Linked DNA regions of Homo sapiens: regions 2 and 3 are each linked to region 1. A link is an interaction called in ENCODE POLR2A ChIA-PET data of the cell type or tissue named here. Cell type or tissue: endothelial cell of umbilical vein. All regions are shown on one strand.

Evidence for each region. ChIA-PET counts read pairs that join two places held together with the same protein. Peaks named below come from ENCODE experiments on the same cell type or tissue, not always from the same donor. Only the 100,000 strongest peaks of a DNase experiment are listed, where the experiment ranks them.
Region 2: POLR2A ChIA-PET joins it to region 1 with 5 read pairs; 4 of 35 experiments call an interaction of 5 or more read pairs at or near these places.
Region 3: POLR2A ChIA-PET joins it to region 1 with 6 read pairs; 2 of 35 experiments call an interaction of 5 or more read pairs at or near these places.

What each region holds. Positions count from the first base shown.
Region 1 is chr5:72,312,625-72,316,624 of GRCh38, reverse strand. It overlaps MRPS27 (mitochondrial ribosomal protein S27), which reads left to right. Exons shown (of 11, transcript NM_015084.3): 2 at 2,467-2,544. It also overlaps the pseudogene RN7SL153P. Among named protein-coding and RNA genes, the nearest start is that of MRPS27, 5.6 kb to the left of the region's middle. In endothelial cell of umbilical vein, no CTCF peak of the experiment used is centred here; a DNase peak (open chromatin) is centred at 1,614.
Region 2 is chr5:72,077,036-72,081,035 of GRCh38, reverse strand. No RefSeq gene overlaps it. Among named protein-coding and RNA genes, the nearest start is that of MAP1B, 28 kb to the left of the region's middle. In endothelial cell of umbilical vein, no CTCF peak of the experiment used is centred here; no DNase peak of the experiment used is centred here; H3K27me3 peaks cover 169 bases.
Region 3 is chr5:72,181,150-72,185,149 of GRCh38, reverse strand. It overlaps MAP1B (microtubule associated protein 1B), which reads right to left. Exons shown (of 7, transcript NM_005909.5): 3 at 1,325-1,407. Among named protein-coding and RNA genes, the nearest start is that of MIR4803, 14 kb to the right of the region's middle. In endothelial cell of umbilical vein, no CTCF peak of the experiment used is centred here; no DNase peak of the experiment used is centred here.

The DNA of each region.
Region 1 (4,000 bases):
AGGCCAAGGCTGGGGGATCTCCTAAGGTAGGAGTTCGAGACCAGCCTGGCTATTATGGTGAAACCCCGTCTCTACTAAAAATACAAAAAATTATCCAAGCATGGTGGCAGGCGCCTGTAATCCCAGCTACTCTGGAGGCTGAGGCAGGAGAATTACCTGAACCTGGGAGGTGGAAATTGCAGTGAGCCAAGATCACACCATTGCACTCCAGCCTGGGCAACGAGCAAAACTCCATCTCAAAAACAAACAAAGAAACAACAAATGCAGTATACAATTCAAAGGTTTTAGTATAAACACAGAGTTCTGGAGCCATCATCACAAGCTATTTTAGGACATTTTCATTATCCCAAAAAGAAATTCCATGCCCATTTGCAATTGCTCCCCATTTCTCCTCTAGCTTTCCTGATCCTCACCTTTAGCCCTTAGCAACCATGAATCTACTTTCTGTCTCTACAGACTTGCCTATTCTGGATTGCTCATATAATGGAATCATATAATATGTGGTCTTTTGTGACTGGCGTCTTTTTTACTTAACATGTTTTCAGGATTCACCCATGTAGTATGTATCAGTACTTCATTTTTTATTGCCAAATACTATTCCATTGTAAGGATAGACCACATTTTGTTTATTCATCAATTGATGGATATTTGGGTTGTTTCCACTTTTTGTCCGTTATGAATAATACTACTGTGAACATTTGTTTACAAATTTTCTGTGGACACAAGTTTTCATTTTTCTTGGTTGTAAACCTAGGAGTGGAATTGCTGGGTGATAGAGTAACTCCATGTTAACATTTTGAGGAGCTACCAAATTCTTTAAAAAGCAGCTGCACTGTTTTATGTTCTCTCCAGTAAGGTATGAGTTTCTGGTTTCTCTGCATCCTCCCCAGCAGTTGTCATTATCTGTTTTTTGATGGTGGTCATTGTAGTGAGTATCATTCGTTTCTCCAGGTGATTTTGTTTTGCATTTCTCTAATGGCAAATTATGTTAAGCATCTGTCCTTATGATTATTAGCTATTTGTGTGTGTATACATATATATTTTACTTTTTCTTTTTTTTTTTTTTTCGAAACAGAGTCTCACTCTGTTGCCCAGGCTGGAGTGCAGTGGCATGATCTTGACTTACTGCAACCTCTGCCTCCCGGGCTCAGTCGATTCTCCCACCTCAGCCTCCTGAGTAGTTGGGACTACAGGTGCATGCCACCATGGCTGGCTAATTTTTGTGTTTTTTGTAGAAACGGGGTTTCACCATGTTTCCCAGGCTGGTCTTGAACTCCTGAGCTTAAGTGATCCACCCACCTCAGTGTATATATGTTTTTAAAGGTATACCTGTTTAAATCCTTTACCCATCATTCATTTGGGTTGTCTTTTTTTTTATTTTTGAGTTGTAAGATTTATTGAAATATTTTGGATACAAGTCTTGTACTAGATAAATGTTTTGCAAATATTTTCTCCTGTTCTTTGGGTTGTACTTTCACTTTCCTGAGATTGTACTTCAAAGCACAAAAGTTTTAAATTTTGATGAACTTGCCATTCATTCTTTCTCATTCACTCCTTGAGCTCATGTTTGTTAAACACTGCCAAAGGCTAGGCATTGTGCCAGGAGCTAGGAATAGTGGTATGCTATCTTGTACGTTACCTCAGCTTTGGCTTTGTGAGTTTCTTTAATTTACCACTAGGGTGCTGGCTCATTGGGTAAGATACTACTCCTTGCTTTATGTGAAATGATTGAAACCTGTGGATCTAAGATGAAAATGTTTTTTAGGCATAATAATTATAAAGCATTTAATTAATGAGTTAAGCAACAGTCAGCAGGTGTTTTTGGTTCTAAGAAGGTGTTCTAGGGCTTGCCTGGATTATAATTTACTAGCAACAAGTGGCTCCTAGTCTTAAAGTTATAGGAACAAAATTAGCAGTTTTATCCATAAAATTATGGGCATAGCGCAGTGGTATGTGTCTGTAATGCTAACTACTTGGGAGGCTGAGGCAGGAGGATCACCCAGGAGTTCTGGGCTGTAGTGCACAATACCGATCAAGTGTCCACACTAAGTTTGGCATCGATAGGATGATTGACGTTCCAGGAGCAGGGAACTACCAGGTTGCTTCAGGAAGGGTGAACCAGGTTGGAAACTGAGCACATCAAAATTCCTGTGCCGATCAGTAGTGGGATTGTGCCTGTGAATAGCTACTGCATTCCAGCCTGGGCATTATAGCAAGACCCTGTTTATTTTATTTAAAAAATTATTGTGAAAATCCTGTTTTTCTGCATCTTCACTTGTTAGGGGTTGAATGCATTTTGTTCTTCACTGAATTGTCAACTATGCGATATTGGTTGCTGTACTGTATTAGATTATTTAAAATATATAATCTAGTAGTTGAAAGGATAGTGAAGATATATTTAATAAAACATATAAAATGAACCTCTTGTAAAACCATGTGTGTTGAAATAATTGCCTATTTTCTCAGGTAAAAGATACCTGCTTTCTTCAGCCTATGTAGACAGCCACAAATGGGAAGCAAGAGAAAAAGAACATTACTGTCTTGGTAGGTACCTATTGGACTATTATATGTGTCATTTTCGGTCACTCTGTATGTCTTCCATCATTTATTCATATAACGTATATATGAAATTATGCTTTTATGATGTTTCAATTCAGATAAGCATGTTTTAAGTCTTAAAGAGTTAGACTTTTATACATGGCAAAATCAGTTTTATCCTGTTCATTTCTAATATTTCATTTTTGCCTCCATGATTAGTCTCCTTAGAATATGTAAACAGTTCCTTTCTTCTGTTTTTTGTCCATTTTTACCATATGGTTTTCATGCAGCCTGTTTTACAGAATTTCGTATTTTATATTTCATCCTGTCTTATTGTCAGTCTCTTTATTTTCTTAACTCCTCTTGTGGTCTTCAGAGCCCTTTTTGACTCTTCTCTATTTCATTACCAGGTGACAGGTTTGAAGGCAATGTTACAATCTCATGTAAGCTGTTTAGAGAAATAGTTGGTTAACATCTTCCCAGGCTTTGGGCTTATAATTATACTTTCTTTTCTCCTGTTCCCTATGTCATATTACACAGACAACAGCCTTTCTTTTGTAAAATACCAAGCCCCAAAAGAAATCACTGACTCAATGAGCAGTTTTTAAAAATGTGCATACTTTAGACTTTTGGTACTGCCTGCCCTTTGGTATATATAACATCATCGGAACATTAATAAAATAAATAGATTGGTGATAGTTTTATGAGACTGATGTAATTTTTGGATCAATTCCTATGCTGATCTAATATATTCCCCCAGATTTCTTTAGCTGTGTTTTGGGCTTATGTCAGTTAAGAATAAAGTCCCCTGTGTTTATGGATTTTTCCCATAAGTGCAGGAGACATTGCTGTCTCTAATGGCTACCTTATTGGGATTTTCAAAGATCTCATCCTTTTCTTTACTGATGATGTGATTGCACAAGCAGAGTTGGCTGTGAGCTCTGAGATGGGTGTATGTGCACAGGCCAGCTGAAGCAGAGCTGTGGAAGATCTGAAGATAAGTAATCGCAGCTTCTCCATGAGAAACTTACAGTCTCATTCTGTCTATAAGAGGCCCAGGGTAGCCTTCTTATAACAAGTACTTTATCATACTCTTCTTTTGCCATCTTGAAACTAAATTCATAGTTAATATAATCTATCTATACTTACTGTTTTAAAAACCAGTATATGGCTGGGTGTGGTGGCTCACACCTGTAATCCCAGCACTTTGGGAGGCTGAGGCTGGTGGATCATGAGGTCAGGAGTTTGAGACCAACCTGGCCAAGATGATGAAACCCCGTCTGTTAAAAAATACAAAAATTAGCCGGGCGCAGTGGCAGGCATCTGTAATCCCAGCTACTCCGGAGGCTGAGGCAGGAGAATCGCTTGAACCCGGGAGGCAGAGGTTGCAGTGAGCCGAGATCTTGCCACTACACTCTAGCCTGGGCAACAGAGCAAGACTCCATCTCAAAAAAAAAAAAAA
Region 2 (4,000 bases), 240 kb after region 1:
TAAAATGCTGTAAAGGTGAATGAATCCTTCTTAGCAGCCACCTAGTGCCTTAGGGCCTGCTGTGGAGGATTCTGGGTCCATGTTTTCAGCAGTCGTCAGCTGACACCATCTTTGTTGAAAAGGGACTGTCAGGGACACTCTCCTATAGGTACAATTTAAACTTTCTTTTTTTTTAACTTCTATTTTAAGTTCAGGCTTACATGTGCAGGTTTGCTATATAGGTAAACGTGTGTCATGGGGGTTTGTTGTACAGATTACTTCATCACCCAGGTATTAAGCCTCGTACCCATTAGTTATTTTTCCTGATCATCTCCCTCCTCCCACCTTCTACCCTCTGATAGGCCCCAGTATGTGTTGTTCCCCTCTATGTGTCCATGTGATAACTTTCATTTTTAAATATCTCCAAGTAGACAGATTCCCAACTGTTCTCAGTGACTAGTCCAGATTTGAATAGCTAAACCATAGAAAATAATTGCCCAACCATAGGGGACAGTATAGAGAACTAATAGTACATTCGCATGGCAGAATACTACGTGGCCATAGAGAAGAGAAGGTTCTTTATGGACAGATATCAAAAGACCTGTAAAATATACTGTAAAATGAAAAAAAGCAAGGTGCGGCCAGGCACAGTGGCTCACGCCTGTAATCCCAGCACTTTGGGAAGCCGAGGCAGGAGGACCTGAGGTCAGGAGTGTGAGACCAGCCTGGCCAACGTGGTGACACCCAGTCTCTACTAAAAATACTGTAATCCCAGCTACTCAGGAGGCTGAGGCACAGGAATCAGTTGAACCTGGGAGGCGGAGGTTGCAGTGAGCCAAGATTACACTACTGTACTCCAACCTGGGTGACAGAGTGAGACTCCATCTCAAAAAAAAGAAAAAAAGCAAGGTGCTAAACGTAATGTGCTACCATTCGTGGGAAAAGTGGCGAGTAGATATACATGTGCTGTGAATGCATGAAAGATCTCTGAATGGATACACAAGAAGGTTGAAACTGAGTGGCTACAGCATAGGGTGGCATGAAAGACCATTTATTGTCTATCTGTTTAAATTTTGACCCATGTGACTGCATTACTTATTCAAAAGTTGTTTAAAATAAAATCATAATTCCTCACCTAAGGAAATCCTACATTTCTTATACTACATTTCAAATTTGATTTCTAGGCTTAAAAGTCAGGTGGTTTCACATACTCTCTAAGCTTTCCCTTAGAAAAATAGCCCATGGGGCAAGGTTCCCTCTTGATTTTCCTTGGCAAACACTGTCTTTGAGAAGTTTCTCTCTCACAGGAAAATTAACAGGGAGGGAATTAGGGGACATAGTGTCTTGATCTTTCTGGATCACTCCTTTAGTTTTCCCAGGGGAAGGGAAGATGGTGCCTGCCGATTTCTCAAGGAAGCTGCTGGGAAGGTACTGGCACAGGAAGTCCAGCTGGATCTCAGGTCAGCTTTCTGAATCGCCACAATGATGGACAGCTTGCTGGAGACAGCCCTGGGCTCCCCCCACCCCCGTGTCCCCGGGGACTGCAGGGGGCAGAGCAGCGCTCAGCTCTGTAAGTTGCTCTAGGACATCCTCCTGCAGGGACTGAGGAATGACAGTGCAAGAGCTCGTGGCTGTGTCTGTTCAGCCCTTCCCAGCAGAAATCCTTGCCCTCTGGAAGGGACAGGGAAGGAGGTCACATAACTGCAGCAGCTCACATAGTCCTGACGCTGAGCAAAATGTTTCCAAAATGGAAATCTCCACACAGCAGCAGAGGCAAATGACAAACTTTAAAAATCTAAGATCTTTCATATTGAAAAGTCCCACCCAGCCTGTAATCCCAGCACTTTGGGAGGCTGAGGTGGGTGGATCACGAGGTCAGGAGTTTAAGACCAGCCTGACCAACATGATGAAACCCCGTCTCTACTAAAAATACAAAAATTAGCCGGATGTGGTGGCAGGCACCTGTAATCCCAGCTACTCAGGAGGCTGAGGCAGGAGAATCACTTGAACCCAGGAGGCAGAGGTTGCAGTGAGCCGAGATCGAGCCACTGCACTCCAGCCTGGATGACAGAGCAAGATTCCATCTCAAAAAGAAAAAAAAAAGAGAGAAAAAAGAAAAGAAAAGAAAAGTCCCACCCAGAAACTCAAAACAGGACTGCAACCATCTTTATTAACTAAGAAAGAATCTCCTTGAGAATGAATCAAATAGCTTCATAAATTGCTCCTCTTCTGTTTTGTGGAAATAGAGGTGAAGTTTTGCCCTCACAACATTATATTTACCTAAAATAAATAGCAAAAGATGACAGTGTCAATGGAAAATAAAAGACATTTCAGTTCATCAATAACTGGACAGTGATAAAAATAGGCTCTCAGAAGCCACAGCATAAAATATGCCCTCAAAGCTCTATGCTTGTGGGAGGAAATGGATTCTTTGGCTGATAACTGAAAACTCCTCCGAGGTGGTTGTTCTTTAAAGAGGCCCCCTAAGGCCCCAGGCTCTTCTAAATGTCCCCTATTTTGATGCATCTCAGCACTGTTCAAGAGCTTAAATATGATGCCACTGGTGGGCAATACACAAAAAAACTTTCTGCTCACTCTTCCCATCACCCCAGCATGAGCTGCTGACTAGGGCATCTCACCCCCAGACGTCGACACAAAGCTGATGTTCATAGAGATCAGTGGCTTGTCATTTCTTTCAGTAAGAAGTTAAGAACCAGTGCTAGAAAGGTGAAGCTCAGGGGGCTGAAGACCAAGGCAAGGCCTTGGAGGTGAAAACAAATTGAAGAAGAAAGAAACGCTCCCGTGTCCTGCTTAATGTAAGCATTAAACTTCCATTTGTATCCCAGCCACCTACCAGATCAATCCCTCCAATCTCTGTATTTGGTTCCTCATTTGTAAAAGAGAGATAATATTAGCCCACCTCACAGGGCTGATGGGAGGATTAACTAAGATAATCAATGTCTATAAAGCACGTAGATATTGCATGGCACAAAGAAAATGCTCAAAAATTGGGAGCTATTATTTTTGTTATTAATATGCATTAGTGGCTGGGCACAGTGGCTCATGCCTGTAATCCCAACACTTTGGGAGGCCAAGGCAGGAGGATCTCTTGAACCCAGGAGTTTGAGACCAGCCTGGGCAATATAGTGAGACCCTGTCTCTATTTAAAAAATAAAAATAAAAATTTAATTAAAAATATGCAGAAGTCTGGGAAGAAGCAAAGTGTAATGTTTCCAGTAGCCGTGTGCTGGGAGAAGCCCAAGTTATATTCAGAGACATGATTATGTTTTGTTTTTTCAAGTGCAGGCCTGGAAACCAAATGGAAAAGTCAGCAAGAGGATGACTGTGCTGCTCACATCCCTTTTCACTAGTTCTTGGGGTTCATGGTGTCCCCACCATGCAGCCCGTAACTCCCATGTGAGCCCCGACCCCTCTGCCTCTAATAATGACAGTCTCCCCTGTTTATCCACAACTGTCTGCCACACACTGTCAACTAGGTTATTCCAGGGTTGATTTGTATCCAATGTGACTGTAATCGACACTGTTATCATACCATAAAACCCAAGGTCACAGGTAGGTGAAGATGGGCTAAAGAATCTGTTATGTTCAATGAAAATAATATGAATAAATCATCTGAATAAAAAAACACAACTATAGGAAAACACATAAACCCAAACAACACATCACATTTTTATGTGATTTTATGACTTACTTCTTTTATGACTCACTTTCCTTCCTTCAGGCACCTTGGCCTTCACTTGTCTGAGGCAGGGACCCTCTGCTGTGGTCTTTCATAACACTAATGGGGAGAGCTGTTCCTAGAAAATATTTTGGGGACTATATAATATTCGTAATGAGAATATGGATGGATTTCAGTCAAAGAATTTCTTAAAAGGCACTTCAAGGCAAAAAACTGCTGCTCTCAGTTTAATGGGCTACAAGATTATTCCCCTGATAAGAGTTTCTAGCATCCCCTGAAAGATGAAAGTCTGAATGCAATGACCTGGCAGAGAATTGGCTT
Region 3 (4,000 bases), 130 kb after region 1:
CTGGAAACGAATGCAGTACTGACACATGCTACGACATGGATGAACCTTGAAACTGTTAGGCTAAAATAAGCCAGACACGCAAGGCCACATAGTATATCATTATATTTATATGAAATGTCCAGAATTGGCAAATCAGGACAGGCAGGTTCGCAGTTGTCGGCATCGGGGAAGAATGGAGACCGACTGCTGATGAGCTCAGGGCTTTTGGGGCGTGATAGACGTATTCTAGAATTAGATAAGGGTGATGGTTGCAAAACTTTGTAAATACACTAAAAACCACCAAATTACACACTTTAAAGGGATGAATTTTATGGTCCTTGAATTATATCTCCATTTACAAAAACAGGATACAGTCACAGAGATGCTCAAAGTGTGGGTAGAAGGGACGCTGCAAACAATGAAGGTTCCCAGGGACTTTGGCTGCTTTCATGTCCGAGAAGCAACTCTATCTCAAAAGCGCTCAACTATAATAAAGGAAGTGGAAAGTGGAGTGATAGCAACTCCTCTGGCCTGGGTGACCAGGGACTCTTGGCTTCAACCAAGTTCTTATGTCACACTGGGCTCCAAAATACCCAGTGACTCTCCATAGCAACAGTTTCATATGGTGGTAATAATAACAATCACAGCTAATATTTACATTTCAGTCATTATGTGCCATGCTCTGTTCTAAGCACTTGGCACTTCTAAGCACAACATTAAATATGAACATTAAATGTAGAAACTATTATGACCCCCATTTTACAGAGGTGCAAACGGAGACAAAGACAGTAAATAACTTGCTTGAGGCTCCCACCTAGTAAGAGGCAGATGTGGGATTATGAACCCAGGTGACCTGGTGCCAGCCCATGCTCCTGACCACTATGCTAGCCTGCCTTTCCACAGCGATAGGAGTGTGCAGGAGAGCTCTGAATGGGGCTTGCATTGAGATGCCATTCTTGAGATGCCATTCTTCTCCAGGTTTGCCCTGTATGTCGCGGCCTGAGGGCTTGCGTCTCTTTTCCCTAATACATCCCTATCAGACTCCATCCCAGCAGCACTCCCCACCACCCCCAGCATAAATACCCCAAATTCATACTCCCTTGCCTGGACAAAATCTTACAGTTCCAGCTACTATCTTCTTCTTTGTCCTTATCAGGAGGAGTGGTCTGGATGGTACCGATGCAGGGAACCAGCCACTTAATGGGGGTTGAGAAAGACCTCTTAACCCAGAACTTCTCTCTGTTGTGTCCCTCTCCTGCCCCCATTTGCCCAGCCCTTCTAATCCACTGGGTCCCTATCCAGTGTGTGGGGCCCGGCCCCAGATTCTACAGAGCTGAATGCTTACCTCGGTGCTGACTGCTTCATCAGAAGGGTTGATCAGGACCACTGTTTCTAAAACGTCACTTCGGTGATGAAGGATCTTTTGTCCTGCAGGCACAAAAACACAAACAAAAGAGGAGACCTTTAGCTTTTCCAGATAAAAACTGCCCTGCCTGCTCCTGGGACAGCAGAGGAATTTCTGCCTCCGACGTGGTACACAGCACTGAAATTCTCTACATCATCTTGGGAAACACAATTGGTGCTATTAAAAAAGAGGGTGCAGCCACTAGTAGGTTCCTCCCCAGGCTGGGTTTGTGTGGTCGGGGGCTCCTCCCGCTCTCACACTCTCCAGTTTTCAGGGTCGGTCTAGGCAGCCTCCTTGCGGTAATGGCGGTTTTCATCTGAGACAAGGGTGGGTGCCAGGAAAACTCAACGGGGCTCTTGACATTTCCTTTCTCATGGTAATTGGGGATGTTTCTCCGTATCAGCCTTTCTTCTGGTGAGAACTGCACTGAGATTAATTAGGAGCCTTATTGTGAAATGAATGACATCCAGAAACCCCAGCTAACAATTAGCCCAACAACCAGAATGGCTGTCTGAGGCAGGCTTACAGTCTGTTGGAGTATTCATTAATTAATTCACTTGCTCATAGGAAACTGGAGACACCGTAAGCAAATGAAAAGTGGAGAACAACCCTCCCATGAAACAGGGTGGCCAAACTGCCTCCTAAAAACATGCACAGTGGACAGAGAACAACAAAGCAAGGCGTTGGTGTGATGACCGCCTGTCTAAGGAGGGCTGAAACCCTGCGGGGCTGTGGCTCCACAACGCTGACTCCCCCTGCTCACAGGTCCTAGGGTCATTCGGTGGCTGAACCAGCCCTCCAGCCAAAGTGGATGGAGACCTGTGCATGACCTTCTATGAAGACTCCCCCTCCCTGGACAATGGGATGAAATGATCAGGCAGATGTGTGGCCCAGTTGGTGATACATGCTTGGGCAGCTGCTAAGGACAGGGAAGTGGGTGTTCTCTCCGAAATGTGGGAGGGAGACGCATGGTTGGGAGGGTAGACACAAACATGTCTGCTGCTTGGAAGTACAATGACTCTCAGGCAGCAGGAGGAAATGGAAAAGAATCTGAGAGAGGCAGACACCAGAGGAGAGAAATACAAGAGGAGAGAATGACCAAAAGCAACTGTTTTCTAGAAAAATAGTTGGCCAGTTCTTCAAAAAGCTAAAATAGAATTACTGTATGACCCAGCAAGCCCACTTCCAGGTGGATTTGAAAGCAGGAACCCGAACAGATGCTTGTATGCCAATGTTAATTGTAGCATTATTCACAATGGCCAAATGGTAAGACAACCCACATGTCCATCTATTGATGATTGGGTAAAATGTGGTATATCAATACAATGGAAGATTATTCAAACATAAAAATGAATGAAGTTCTGATAATGCCAAAACATGGATGAACCTAGGAAACATTATGCTAAATGAAATAAGCCAGACACAAAAGGATAAACATGGTGATTCCAATTACATGAAATCTCTAGAATAGGCAACTTTATAGAGTTAGAGAGTAGATTAGAAGGTTCCAGGGACTAAGGGAAGGGGAATGGGGAGTTATTGCTTAGTGGGTACAGTTTCTGTTTGGAGTGATGAAAATGTTTTTAAAATAGAGGTGATGAAGGCCGGATGCAGTAGCTTATGCCTATAATCCCAGCACTTTGGGAGGCTGAGGCAGGAGGATTGCTTGAACCCAGGAGTTCAAAACCAGCCTGGGCAACAAAGTGAGACCCCGTGTCTCCAAAAAAAAAAAAAAAAAAAAAGGCCAGGTGCGGTGGCTCATGCCTGTAATCCCAGCACTTGGGGAGGCCAAGGCAGGTGGATCACGAGGTCAGGAGTTCGAGACCAGTCTGGCCAACATAATGAAACCCCGTCTCTACTAAAAATACAAAAAATTAGCCAGGTGTGATGATGTGCACCTGTAATCCCAGCTACTTGGGAGGCTGAGACAAGAGGAGAATCGCGTGAACCCAGGAGGCAGAGGTTGCAGTGAGCCGAGATTGCACTATTGCACTCCAGCCCCGACAACAGTGCGAGACTCCGTCTCAAAAAAAAAAAAAAAATAGCTGGGTGTGGTGGCACACATCTGTGGTCCCAGCTACATGGGAGGCTGAGGCAGGAGAATCAATGGAGCCCAGAAGGTCGAGGCTGCAGTGAGCCAAGAACATGTCATTGCACCCTAGCCTGGGTAACAGAGCAAGACTCTGTCTCAAAAACTTGATAAAATAAAAAAAGAGGGGATGGTTGTACAACCTTGTGAATGTAATTAATGAAACCAAGTTGTACATTTAAAAATAGTTAAAACGGCAAATGTTATATTTTATCGCGACTTAAAAATTAATAATATACCAAAAAACATTCACTAGTACACTATAAATGGGTAAATTGTATGGTATGCAAACTAGATCTCAATAAAGCAATTAGAAAATAAAAAACATAAAGCAGTTCAGGATACACTGGTTCTTTTTCCTTTATATCAGGAAGGACCAGAAGTACTACAGAAACAGCAACATGTTGAAATACTCACCACCAACCACCATCACTGTTACCAAGCCCATTCTCCCCCACCATCCTACTTTCAGTAACAGCTAACATTTACCAACAAACCCCACATCACAGACAGAAGCCTAAACAGAA